2 separate regions of the Homo sapiens genome follow, and region 2 is linked to region 1. The links are chromatin loops, found by intact Hi-C in ENCODE. Cell type or tissue: heart right ventricle. All regions are shown on one strand. Links, peaks and the distances in the headings refer to the core of each region. The heading gives the core; the rest is flanking DNA. Region 1 holds the start of LOC105370677 (a long non-coding RNA gene). Region 2 overlaps WDR20 (WD repeat domain 20).

Region 1 (7,007 bases), core at 2,662-5,161:
CTGGGAGGTCAAGGCTGCAGTGAGCCGTGATTGCACCACTGCACTCCAACCTGAGTGATGGAGCGAGACCCTGTCTCAAAAAAAAAAAAAAGATATGGAATGAGAAAGCAGAGGTGAGACAGTGCATAGTATGCTCCCTTTGGTATGAAAAAGAAGAGTGGATAAATGCGTATTCATATTTGCCTTGTACATGCACAAAGACACTCTGGAGAGAGAAATGAGAAACTAGTACAGTGACTCAGGACAGAGGATCCGGAATGGAGTAGAAGAATGTAAGGCTTTCTACTGTATACTTTTATGTGAATTAATAATGTATTACCCATTCACACAAAAAGCGTATCTTGAAAGGTAATTTTGAGGCTTAGAGAGCATGGGTGTAAGCCTCTACCAGTGGCCAGCACCCACAGTAGACACTCTGATTGGAAGTGAGGGCCAGCACGCTGCTGTTGCTGCCCACAGACACTGCTGCCTGCCTGCCACTCACCCTGATATTGCTGAGACACAGGGCGCCCCCAGAGAAGCACGTGTTTTCCCTGCTGTCAAGCACATGATTGACAGAGAAAAACAATGGGTAAGGCAAGTGAGAAACCCTTACCACAATACAGGTGGATCCAAGGTCGGTTTTTTTTTTTTTTGGTCTGCGGTTGCTTAAACTGGTGTGCTCAGTCCACCATTGCCAGTGTGTCACAGTAACATTTAATTAGGCCCCCACAGGGGGATTGAAGTAGATTGGCACAGGATGTTATCTGTAAGTTACATCCATGTGTCTACTTAGGGTCGTCTCAGTGCACTGTTTTTTTTTGTTGTTGTTTCTTTTGAGATGGAGTCTGACTTTGTCGCCCAGGCTGGAATGCAATGACGTGATCTTGGCTCACTGCACACAGCCACCGCCTCCTGGGTTCAAGTGATTCTCCTGCCTCAGCCTCCAGAGCAGCTGGGATTACAGGTTCGCACTACCATGCCCAGCTAATTTTTGTATTTTTAGTAGAGACAGGGTTTCACCATGTTGGCCAGGCTGGTCTCGAACTCCTGACCTAAAGTGATCCACCCTCCTCGGCCTCCCAAAGTGCTGGGATTACAGGCGTGAGCCGCCGCGCCTGGCCACAGTGCAGCTTCTTAATACGGGAGTGAAGGTTTTTAATGTGTTTTGTCATTGCAGTAACATTTATTTTTAATGGTGCTATAAATGCTGTTCATACCTCACTATTGCAAAGCAATACTGTTTTTACTTGATCATACTAGTTTTTGAGTTCTCATGCAGTTTTTTGTTGTGTTTTTTAAGGCCCAAAATAAAATTTACTCCTAACCGTGCTGCTAGAAGTTTTTATGTCCTGAAATTTCTCCACACATGGTAAATAGAGTAACAATGAAGTGATCCTAGAAAAACTGGGATTTGATTTGGTTCTGGTGAAATGTAAGGTGCAGGAATTGGGAGCCACTGTACCAAAATCAGGACAGCAGTCTGGCTTCCCAGGCCTGAGTTAGCTGGTGTAGGCCTGCCTGACAAGGCCAGTGATGGAGCGAGCTGCAGACACCCTTAGGCCCTGGGCGATCAGGTACAGTTGTGTTTGTGGGATCAAGAGTGCTGGGGTAGTCTGGGCCCAGTGGGCACAGCAAGGTCTGGCAGAGCTGTGATGGGGGAGTGGAGGCCTCTTAATCCACCGTTCACCATCCCATCATCCTTGCACCTCCCTCCACCATCAAAAAAAAGCCCTGCTCTGGCCATGTAAATTATCTCTGTAACCCCTTGCTGAGAAAATTGCACGAAGGTCTAATGGAAATCCTGCCAGAGCAGCGCTGGGTTTTAGGTTGTTGGCATTAGTGCAGGTCAGGTGCTGTTTATAGGTAGGTCACCAGGCAGGAGGATAAAGAGGAGGTGGGGGATGAAAATACTGGCTGTGTCCCCAAGGCTGGCTTGCCACGTGCCTATTAATTTAAGAGGACCAGCCATGCCGTTTTACGGCAGTAAGCAGTGACACCTGCTGCTGAGTAACTGCCCAATGCATGGTCCCCAGCCCTGGGCCCGCATGCTGTGTGGCGTTCAGGCCTCCGTTCTTCCTGCCTGGGGTCCTTTGTTAGCAGCCTACTTTCTAGGGTCTAATGTTCATGCAGTGAGCTTGCATGGCTCATTAATTTCTTTCCCAGCCGTTCTTTTAAAAATCAAGTCGTCTTATTTCTGTAATTCTCTGTAAAGATGTAGCACACATGGCGGGCACATGGCCTCAAAGCCACCCTGGCAGAAGTCGGCATGTTTCTTGGCAGATTCTGCCCCTGTGTGCCCAGTACCCCTCTGAGACTTGAGTCAGGGACTCCCCACCTGTTAGGTGAAGCGGTGGTGTTCAACTTACCTGGGGCTGCTGGGCTCCTAAAGGGACACTGTTACTGGGGCGATGGTGCAGTGGAGAGCACTTGGCAGTAGGAGCTTCTAGGTAGAACTTGGGAGTCTTGGGACTTCTGGATGTGTTCTGGTGATGCGATTTTGCGCTCAGACGGTCCAGAAAGGGACCGCCCCTGTGGAAGGTGTTGCGCTGGCATCCCCATCACAGGATTGATTGGCAAGCAGGGAAAGAGACTTGTGCCTTTGGTGGGGCAGGTATTTTTGCCCTTCGTTATTTGGGTTTTAAAGGCAAGACTACTGACATACGCCTGTTAAAGAAACATCTCGGTCAGGGGTCCAAAGTTAGCATATGGAGCAGAGTGATGGTAATGAGACACACACTCCCGAATGAATCGTCAGTGTATCTCTCTCAACACCAGCAGAGAGGGTTTCGAGGAGATGCTTATGGAGATGCACGTGGGGCGGTGCATGGGAGTGAGGCGGCCTCAGTGGGCCCAGGCTCTGTTTTGGAGTTGTGTGTGCTGCCAGCCATGGACTGTGGATTTCACTCCCCACCTTCGAGCCGCCAGAGCAGAGGGGCAGATGGAACCAGCCCATTACCTACAGTGACAGTAAAGGCAGAGGAACCCGTGAGGGTGAGGCAGAGCCCTCCTGGCTGTGAGGACTCACAGGCTTCACCTGCAGGTCCTCGTAGAGGGGATACCACATGCAGATGCAGTGACCCCCAGATTCAGATGCACCTACTGTCAAGGAAGAAAGATCCCAGCAGGGCTGTTCCCTCCGCAGTGAACCCTGTGCCTGGCATCGTGTCTGGCACTTAGTGGCCCCTCTGCAAATATCTGTTGGCTGCCTGACTCCCTCCGTGAAAGCCAGCAGCCTAACACCGATTTTAGAAAGTAATTCTAAATTACCCCAAAAGGGCCAAAACGCTCCTTGCTGGCTTGGCTGACTGCAGGATAAAATGTGGAGGGCCTGGATAGACTTGCCCCTTCCCATCGAGAAGCACACAAGTTTTCTTGCTGGAAAAGTAGACCTTTGAGACTTCTCCGTTGTGCTAACTTGTTCTCCTTTGTCTTCACAGAGACTAATAGACAAGTCACGAGTTACCTGTGTCAAATGGGTTCCCGGTTCGGAAAGCCTTTTCCTAGTAGCCCACTCGAGTGGGAACATGTACTTATATAATGTGGAGCACACTTGTGGCACCACAGCCCCCCACTACCAGCTTCTGAAGCAGGGAGAGAGCTTTGCCGTGCACACTTGCAAGAGCAAATCCACGAGGAACCCTCTCCTTAAGTGGACGGTGGGCGAGGGGGCCCTCAACGAGTTTGCTTTCTCCCCAGATGGCAAGTTCTTAGCGTGCGTGAGCCAGGACGGGTTTCTGCGGGTGTTCAACTTTGACTCAGTGGAGCTGCACGGTACGATGAAAAGCTACTTTGGGGGCTTGCTGTGTGTGTGCTGGAGCCCGGATGGCAAGTACATCGTGACAGGTGGGGAGGACGACTTGGTGACAGTCTGGTCCTTTGTAGACTGCCGAGTAATAGCCAGAGGCCACGGGCACAAGTCCTGGGTCAGTGTTGTAGCGTTTGACCCTTATACCACTAGTGTAGAAGAAGGTGACCCTATGGAGTTTAGTGGCAGCGATGAGGACTTCCAAGACCTTCTTCATTTTGGCAGAGATCGAGCAAATAGTACACAGTCCAGGCTCTCCAAACGGAACTCTACAGACAGCCGCCCCGTAAGTGTCACGTATCGGTTTGGTTCCGTGGGCCAGGACACACAGCTCTGTTTATGGGACCTTACAGAAGATATCCTTTTCCCTCACCAACCCCTCTCAAGAGCAAGGACACACACAAATGTCATGAATGCCACGAGTCCTCCTGCTGGAAGCAATGGGAACAGTGTTACAACACCCGGGAACTCTGTGCCGCCTCCTCTGCCACGGTCCAACAGCCTTCCACATTCAGCAGTCTCAAATGCTGGCAGCAAAAGCAGTGTCATGGACGGGGCCATTGCTTCTGGGGTCAGCAAATTTGCAACACTTTCACTACATGACCGGAAGGAGAGGCACCACGAGAAAGATCACAAGCGAAATCATAGCATGGGACACATTTCTAGCAAGAGCAGTGACAAACTGAATCTAGTTACCAAAACCAAAACGGACCCTGCTAAAACTCTGGGAACGCCCCTGTGTCCTCGAATGGAAGATGTTCCCTTGTTAGAGCCGCTGATATGTAAAAAGATAGCACATGAGAGACTGACTGTACTAATATTTCTTGAAGACTGTATAGTCACTGCTTGTCAGGAGGGATTTATTTGCACATGGGGAAGGCCTGGTAAAGTGGTAAGTTTTAATCCTTAATGCTGCACCAGATCTAGAACTTGAATAGGTAGTGACTTTTTTCTTTTTCGTGGGAGGGGTGGGGTGTACAATGAATGTGAATGACACTTCTTATTCTTAATGTAAATCTCAATGCATCAGAGCCATAATTTTGGATACTGCATGCCATGTAATTCTGAATCATTTGATAATTTACCTTAGAGCATTTAAAAAAATATAATCAAACTAATTGCCAGCCAAGTCAGTCATCCTCCTGGGAGTATATAGAGTCCCAAGGTTAGCGCTCCTGTATTAGACTATTTCAATTTTAGGAAAATCATGACCATGTGGGGAAACAATGACTTTAAAATGCTGAAATTAAAATTTATGCTTTAACTGGAATATTTTTTGCTTAACTACTCAATTAGAATATTGTACACCTGATCAATGTGTGTTCAGCACAGATGGCCATGAATTGTCATTTATAGTCCAATTTTTTATCTTAATCATAAAATGTTTAGGAATCTATGAAATTTAACTTTAGGAACAAAACGTTTAGCAGGGTTGATTGATATTATTTTTACATTGTTCTGGCAATCCACAGAAAGAGAAGAGCCTTAATTTTTAAAACCCATTTTAGTCATTTTATGACAATTAAAGTTGTTTAATAAACATCTTTTTTCAAAGAAGCAGTTTGTAGCACTTTGATTGAGGTTCTGTGTACTAAGATACCCGTACCTCACTCAGAGCCTGACAGTTCGTGGGAACTGCGGGCCGAGGACGCCAACAGCATTGCAGAAGTGCCTCTTGCCACATAAGCGAAGACCTTTTCTTCAGATGCACTTTGCTTGTGTGTTTTCCCAACAAGGGAAAAGGAGTTTTTTGGTTTTTTGCCGGGGGCGGGGAGGTGCGGTGGGGGAGGGGGATTGGGTCAGAAAGGCACGTGACTCCTCCGCGCTTTGTTTCGTAAAGCCTGAGACTCCCCGAGTCTTCCGACTTCTCCCTGACATGGCCCTCGTTTGGGCTTCGTCCCCCGCAGAGGAAGCGGAAGTGCAGGTTTCCCCTCTCCTTGTTCTTGGATGGCAGCTGTGGTTCCGGGATTACTCTTGGGATGCTGACGCTGGCCATGTGCGTAGGCTTCGTCCTCAGTGGCTCCCACCCTAGCGCCTCAGCCCAGGACCTGGTGGCCTGTGGCTTCCTCGGCAGTGGGAGGCTCTGCTGCTCCCCCGGAGACCGCAGTCTTTCACCCTCACTCTCTACTGCTGCACCAGGAGCTGCTTTTCAAATTCTGGTTTTCCCAGTGGGTGAGATGGCCCCTTGAACTATGTATTCCATGTCAAGATGGTGGTTATCTTACTTGTTAACTCATTTTGGGCATTTAGGTTGTACACCTTTGTAATTAAATATAGAGACAACGATCACTTAGACCAGTTTGCGTAGTGAATATGATTCAGCAAAGTGAAGACCTGGTGGCTTTTCTTTCTCTGCAGTGTAAAGACCCTGGTAGCTGAAGCAGCAGCTCCCTGTGCTCTTAACGCAGCCCTCCCAGGAAAGCCGGGCCAGGTTCCCAGGCCTGCTTCCCATCTGCAAACATGTCACGGTGGCGCCATCCACCCTGTGCCCATCGTGGGCCTTAACGCAGTGGTTTCTGTTGAGTGTGATGGCATGGCCGCGTGCTGCCACCTGGGAACCACAGCAGCCTTCAGGTGCATCTCTCCTGGCTGTGCCTTTCACATCCCTGAGCACTGCTCCTAGGAGTATTCGTGTCCTCTCTACCTGTGGAATACGGGCCTTTGTTCCTAAAGGTGAACTGATCTAAGGTAGCCATGACAGCCATCCTTGTGGACAGTTTCCGCTTTGGAGGCCAAATTGGGTCATGTGGAGAGATTAGTGATGAACGCTCCATGTGCAACTTTTGCACCTACATAGTTGTAAACGTTCAGTTTCAAATGCTTCTGAGGCATTGAGTATGCAGTTTCAAAATTCAGGACTTAGTATTTGGCCTAAATAGAGAGTGGCCGATCCCAAGTAAGTAGCATTTATGGTGACATTTCTGGCGACCTTGCAGTTCTGAAGGTGTTGCCCTGGACAGGGAAGCCGTGGGGGTGTGTGCCCGAGTAACCAACGTGACCGACTGGGGACTCTCTGATTTCTCCCCCTTCTTTAAAATTCTCAGTCGCAGTGGCTGGGATGAAAGAGGGATTGCAGGGGTACACTGACAGGTGACTTAGGAGTCATTTGCTGATAGGAACCAGGGGTGGGAGAGGCAAGAGGAGGAGGTTATGTTTCCTTTGAAAACAACTCCGAAGTGTGCTGTCTAGTATGGAGGCCTGTGTGTGTCTTTCTCCCCCC
Region 2 (7,007 bases), core at 1,588-4,087, 57 kb before region 1:
TGCTCTTTTAGCATTTTTCTCAACTTTTCAGCTTCTCTGCCAGTTGGTAATTTGTAAATTGAGAAATATTTTGTGTCATCAATTCTATTTTATTTATTTATTTATTTGAGACGGAGTCTCACTCTGTCGCCCAGGCTGGAGTGCAGTGGCTCGATCTCAGCACACTGCAACCTCTGCCTCCTGGGTTCAAGCAGTTCTCTGCCTCAGACTCCAGAGTGGCTGGGACTGCAGGCACATGCCACCACGCCCGGCTAATTTTTGTATTTTTTAGTAGAGATGGGGTTTCACTGTATTGGCCAGGCTGGTCTCTTAACTCCTCACCTCGTGATCCACCCGCCTTGGCCTCCCAAAGTGCTGGGATTACAGGCATGAGCCACCGCACCCAGACGTCGATTCTATTTTGTAGTAGATTTTTAAAAAGTAGATATATTATTCTAAAAACATGCCAAATCAGTTTGTGTTACAGCTTATCTTGCTTTGTATCAATAGGAAAATAGCTTAAATATATAGGTTTTATAAGAAAGAAGCAAGAATCATTCATGAGGAAGGAATTTATAAGGATTTTATATTTACAAAGTAAGAATCAGGCCTGGCATAGGATTACATCACGCCTGTAATCCTAGCACGTTGGGAGGCTGAGGTGGGAGGATTTCTTGAGGCTAGGAGTTGGAAACAAGCCTGGACAACATAGTGAGACCCCATCTCTACAAAAATTAAAAATTAGCTGAGTGTGGTGGTGTGCGCCTGTAGTCCCAGCTACTCGGGGCCGAGGTAAGAGGATTGCTTGAGCCCAGGGTGGGGAGGTCGAGGCTGCACTGTGATTGAGCCACTGCACTCCAGCCTCAGCGACAGAATGAGACCATCTCAAAAAAAAGTAAGAATAATTCAGTAAGAGGGAATATTTTAACATCTTAGTTACCGCATTGTAGATTATTGCTCTGCCATGAAGCTGTTTTTTTCTTTAGTTGACTCACAGCCAGCTTACCCTTTTACTACCCTTTTTTGTTCTGCTACAGTAAAACTTGTACAGGTGCTCATTCTCTTTACTTACTTGGATCTCTGCTTTAGAGCTCTGTCTTGCCTTAATATTTCATTTAATAAATATTTGAGTAGTTTTTGTGTGAAAAGCAGTATGCCAGACTTTGGGAAATCAAAGAAGTATGAGGTATGGGCCCTGACCTTAAGAGTATCATCTAACCAAGGACGGACATGATATTCACACACTCATTCTAAGAGGACTTACTGAGTGCCTGCTCTATATTGTTAAGAATCTCTGCTGTCAAAGAGTTCACAGTCCAATGGAATAATCAAGGGCTTATTCATTCAACTAACATTTATTGGACCTGTGGATCCAAAGATAAATAAGACATAGTCCCTGGCCCAAAGTGCCTACAGTCTAGTGGTGAGACAGATAAGTAAACCAGCAATGATAAGGCAGCTGCTAAAAGGCATTCAGAACTGAACATTGCCTATTAATAGGTGCTGTGTACAGTTGGTGAGAGGATAAATGCATAACTCTTTAAAGTTTATAGCCTTTTTATTTTCTCTTCAAAACCATCCATTGGGGAATTTTTTTTTTTTTTTTTTTTTTTTTGTCATTGGAGAGATTGTAGTGTGTCCACGGATAATGAAGGGCTACAGTAGAGCCTGATGTTAAACCCAAGGCCTGTGCCTAGGCCTCTTACACGAGCTTTTCTGTCAAAAAACGAACTATGACTGATACTGATGTGATTCCTGAGAGTGGGAAATAGTAGGCTAAAAAGTAATTAGGAGGTGTTTTTTTGTTTTTGTTTTTGTTTTTGTTTTTTTGAGACAGGGTCTCACTTTGTAGCCCAGGCTGGAGTGCAGTGGCTCAATCATAGCTCACTGCAGCCTTGAACTCCTGGGCTGAAGCCATCCTCCCACCTTAGCCTCCCATGTAGCTGGGACTACAGGTGTGCACCACCACGCCTGGCTAATTTTTTTTTTGGTAGAGACGAGGTCTTGCTGTGTTGTCTGGGTTGGTCTTGCCTGGGTTCAAACGATCTTCCTTCCTTGGCCTCCCAAAATGTTGGGATTATAGGCATGAACCACCATGCTGGGCCAGGAAATATTTTATAGAAGAGATATGACATGGGTACTCTTTTCTTTTCCTTTTTCTTTTTTTTTTTAATGAAACAAGATTTCACTTTGTCACCTAGGCTGGAGTGCAGTGACACAATCATGGCTCACTGCAGCCTCAACCTTCTGGGCCCAAATAATCCTCCTGCCTCAGCCTTCCAAGTAGCTGAGTCTATAGGAGCATGCTACCACCCACACCCACCTGGCTAATTTTTACTTTTTTTGTTTTTGGACACAGGGTCGGTCTCGCTCTGTTGCCCAGGCTGGAGTGCACTGGCACGATCTCAACTCACTGCAACCTCCGCTTCCTGGGATCAAGGGGTCTTCCCACTTCAGCCTCCTGAGTATCTGGGACTATAGGCACCATGCCCGGCTAATTTCTGTATTTTTTTATAGAGACAGGGTTTCACCATGTTGCCCAGGCTGGTCTTGGACTCCTGACCTGATATCATCCTCCCATCACAGCCTCCCACAGTGGTAGGATTATAGGTGTGAGCCACTGAACCCTGGCCCATGAGTACTCTTTTTCTTCCTCTCGGATATAAAGAAATGATCTGAACATCCCTGGAAGTATTGATAAGAAAGACAGCAAGATTTAAGAGATCACATAATAATAGTAATAGCTGACATTATTAATAACATATTAATCATGTTAATAATAGTGTGGATTATGGATAATTATGGATATTGTGCTAACAGATTATGCAGGGTCTCTCTTTTTTTTTTTTTGAGACAGAGTCTTGCTCTGTCACCAGGCTGGAGTACAGTGGGGTGATCTCGGCTCACTGCAGCCTCCGCCTCCCAGGTTCAAGCAACTCTCCTGCCTCAGACTCCCGAGTAGCTGGGACTATAGGCGTGTGCCACCATGCCCGGCCAATTTTCGTATTTTTACTACAGACGGGGTTTCACCATGTTGGTCAGGATGGCCTGGATCTCTTGCCCTCATATGATCCACCTGCCTCAGCCTTCCAAAGTGCTGGGATTATAGGCGTGAGCCACCGTACCTGGCCCCATGATCTCGTTAAATCTTTGCAAATAATCTTATAAAGTAGACACTATTAGTATCCTTATTTTACAGGTGAGAAAATGAGATTTGTAGCAACTGGATACTTTGCATAGGTTATAAAACTAATAAGCCATTGTCCTGGGGTTTGAATCCAGTTCTGTTCAACCCTAGAACCAGAGTGCTTAACAATAAGCTAGGGACTTATATTGTCAGTAAGCACAGGACTAGGAGTCTCATTGGGAGCTCTGGTCCCTGCCCAAATCTCATGTTGATTAGTAATCCCTAGTATTGGAGGTGGGGCCTGGTGGGAGGTGATTAGATCAAGGGGTGGATTTCTCAGGAATGGTTTAGCACCATCTACTTGGTGCTGCCCTCACGCTAGTGAGTACGAGTTCTCTCCAGAACTGGCTGTTTAAAAGTGTGTGTGGCACTTCCTTGTCTCCCTCTTGCACCTTCTTTCTCCATGTGAAGTGCCTGCCCCCCCTTCACCTTCTGCCATGATTGAAAGCTTCTTGAGGCCTCACTAGAAGCTGAGTAGATGGCAGCACTATGCTTCCTGTAGAGGTTGCAGAACCATGAGCCAGTGAAACCTCTTTCTTTTTTTTTTTTTTTTTGAGATGGAGTCTTGCTCTGTCACCCAGGCTGGAGTGCAGCAGTGTGATCTCGGCTCACTGCAAGCTCCGCCTCCTGGGTTCACGCCATTCTCCTGCCTCAGCCTCTGGAGTAGCTGGGATTACAGGCGCCCACCACCACGCCTGGCTAATTTTTTGTATTTTTAGTAGAGATGGGGTTTCACCATGTTAGCCAGGATGGTCTCGATTTCCTAACCTCATGATCTGCCCGCCTCAGCCTCCAAAAGTGCTGGGATTACAGGCGTGAGCCACCGCGCCCGGCCACCTCTTTCTTTATAAATTACCCAGTCTCAGGTATTTCCTTGTAGCAATGGAAGAACAGCCTAATACACTGCTAGATGAGATTTGCTAGTACAACTTGTGCCCTCCCTAGAACCTCTTTATACTAACTGCTTCCTCTACTAGGAATGCTCACCTCCCTTATTTTATGCATTGCTGGCTCCTTCTTGCTGTTTAGATCACAGCTGAAATGTCACCATCCATCAGAGAACCTACTCTTGACCATCGATTTGTGGTAGCTATTGGCCACCTTCAGTAATATCACTCTTTTAAATACCCTTTGTCTGGGTACAGTGGCTCATGCCTATAATCCCAGCACTTTGGGATGCTGAAGCAGGAGGATTGCTTGAGGCCCAGAGTTTGAGACCTTGTCTCACTATGTTAAAAATTTTTTTAAATGAGCTAGATGTGGTAGCACGCACCTGTAGTTCCAGGGGAGACTGAGATGGGAGGATCTCTTGAGCATAGGAGTTTGAGGTTGCAGTGAGCTGTGCTCATGCTACTGCATTCCAGCCTGTGTTACAGAGCAAGACCCTGTCTCAAAAAAAGAAAAAATCTTTCATATACTACTTACTACTGGTTGTCTTAGTCTCTCAGACTACTGTAACACAATACCATAGATTAGGTAGCCTGTAAAGAACAGAAGTGTATTTCTCACAGTTCTGGAGTCTGGGAAGTCAAGATGAAGGTGTTGGCGGATTCATTATCTGGTGAGGGCTCTCTTTCTGGTTGGTGTCTACTCACTGTGTCCTCACATGGTGGAGGGGGAAGGCAGCTCTGTGGGACCTCTTTTATAAGGGCACCAGTCCCATCCATGGGAGCCACACCACCATGATCTAATCACCCAGAAGCCCCTACCTCCTGATATTATCACATTGCTGATGAGGTTTCAACAAATGAATTTTGAGGGGACACAAACATTCAGACCATAGCACTGGTATTGTCATGTTTACTTATGTATGCATTTGTCTGTCTCTTTCACCTTCCTTATTGAACATAAGCTTCCTGAGAGCATGAATAAGCCTTTCTGTCTTATTCATCATTGTATCCCCTGTTCGGTACCTAGAACAGTGCTTGGCATGTTGCAGGCACTGAAATATTTATTGAATGAATAAATGAGTGTATACTTTGTTGCCTTTTTGTTTGTATGCTATCCTTGATTATTGGTGAGAATGATAACTTCACAGTCTATAAAGCATTTACATAGAGCACTTTAGTTGAGCTTTATGGGAGGTAAGGTCAGGCAGTCATTTATTGTTATTGTTCCTACTTTATGGAAGAAGAAATGGATTCAAGGACATAGATAATAATTGATAGGATTATTAATAATTGATAGGACAAAGACTTGTGACTTTGTCCAGCTTTTACTCCCTGCATTAACCTGAAGCTGCCATCCCAGCAGTTCTGAGTTTAAAATAGACCAACTCATGTTTGGAGCCTTTTTAGAGGTTGAGATTGCTCCAACAGTGCATATTTTGCCTTTTGTACGATGATCTGTGTGACTTTGAGCAGGTTGTTTAACCTCTCAGAGCCTCGGGTTTCATTTTTTGTAAATAGAGATGAGAATATCTGTCCTGCCTACTTCACTGTTTTTTTAGGATTAGTGAGATAATTATATAAACACTCTTTCAGAAATGGTAAGGTACTGTCAAATGTAAGATATTTCTTTTAGTTATACAAGGATATACCAAAGGGCTGCAACTGACTCATTCTACTATCTCTCACATGTGACTTGCTAATTGACTGCTGTTTTCTTTCATCTGGAGCCCTGCAAGGATAAGGGGGAACTGGGTAAGAATGGGGAAAGGAGAGCAGCCTTAGAGAGACCAGAGAGAGATTACTGGGAGAGCAGTGTGGGAATTTTCAAAGGTTGAAGAGACTCTGGGGAGAAGGGAAAGCAGATATAGGAGCTCAGCATTTTCCATCCCTTTGTAGATGTGCAGACTATGTCTGCTCTATTAGACAGCATTGACTCATTAGGGCTCCTTAGCCTGACTAGAATTTAGAGGGTAGCCTGAATGGGAAAAATATTTCACTTTAAAAAATTTATTTATTTATTTTACTAACTTCTGACATTTAACATGTTCCTCAGTTATGAATATAGACATCACAATAATAATGGGACCTGTGGCAATTATCAATGAAAATCACAGACATTTTTTCCTTTTTTTTTTTTGAGAGGGTCTCCCTGTCACCCAGGCTGGAGTGCAGTGGTGTGATGTGGGCTCACTGCAACCTCCATCCCCGGGCTCAAATGATCTTCCCACCTGACTTTCTCAGGTAGATGGGTCTACATGAAGCTTGGCTAATTTTTAATTTTTTTTTTTTTTTTTTGTGGAGACAAAGTCTCACTATATTATAGCCTAGGCTGGTGTTGAATTCCTGGGCTCATGCGAACCTCCCACCTCGGCCTCCCAAAGCATTGGGATTAGAGGCATGAGGCAGAGGCAGCACTCCCTGCCCACAGATGTTTTCATATCACATTGTGGTTGTTGCATGTGTGTCAAATATCATTTACATCCATCACTACTTTGAAATTACCATTAGATCTTTTTTTTTTTTTTGAGACGGAGTCTTGGTCTGTGCCCCAGGCTGGAGTGCAGTGGCATGATCTCGGCTCACTGCAAGCTCCACCTCCCGGGTTCACGCCATTCTCCTGCCTCAGCCTCCCGAGTAGCTGGGACTACAGGCACCCACCCCCACGTCCAGCTCATTTTTTTGTGTTTTTAGCAGAGATGGGGTTTCGCCGTGTTAGCCAGGATGGTCTCGATCTCCTGACCTCGTGATCTGCCCGCCTCGGCCTCCCAAAGTGCTGGGATTGCAGGCGTGAGCCACTGCGCCTGGCCCCATTAGATCTTGTTATTCAATATGTAATTAAGAAATTTTTGAAAAGTTATAGTTATTTAGTATAATACAACTGTACTTTAATGTAGAATTTTTTTTTTTTGGAAACCGGGTCTCACTGCAGCCTTGACTTCCTGGGCTCAAGT

The links. Hi-C counts contacts between places; a loop is a spot of excess contacts. Peaks named below come from ENCODE experiments on the same cell type or tissue, not always from the same donor. Only the 100,000 strongest peaks of a DNase experiment are listed, where the experiment ranks them.
Region 2: it touches region 1 in a loop (2.4-fold over the local background); 19 of 110 quality-filtered maps call a loop at or near these places.

Annotation. Positions count from the first base shown.
Region 1 is chr14:102,205,184-102,212,190 of GRCh38, forward strand. WDR20 (WD repeat domain 20) reads left to right here. Exons shown (of 3, transcript NM_144574.4): 3 at 3,420-5,344. The coding sequence ends at 4,697. LOC105370677 (a long non-coding RNA gene) reads right to left here and starts at 3,423. Exons shown (of 2, transcript XR_944228.2): 1 at 1-3,423. In heart right ventricle, for the core only: a CTCF peak has its summit at 4,218; no DNase peak of the experiment used is centred there; H3K27ac peaks cover 695 bases.
Region 2 is chr14:102,149,605-102,156,611 of GRCh38, forward strand. The region is part of intron 1 of WDR20 (WD repeat domain 20); the gene reads left to right. Among named protein-coding and RNA genes, the nearest start is that of WDR20, 13 kb to the left of the region's middle. RefSeq lists an enhancer at 6,227-7,007. In heart right ventricle, for the core only: no CTCF peak of the experiment used is centred there; no DNase peak of the experiment used is centred there; H3K27ac peaks cover 990 bases.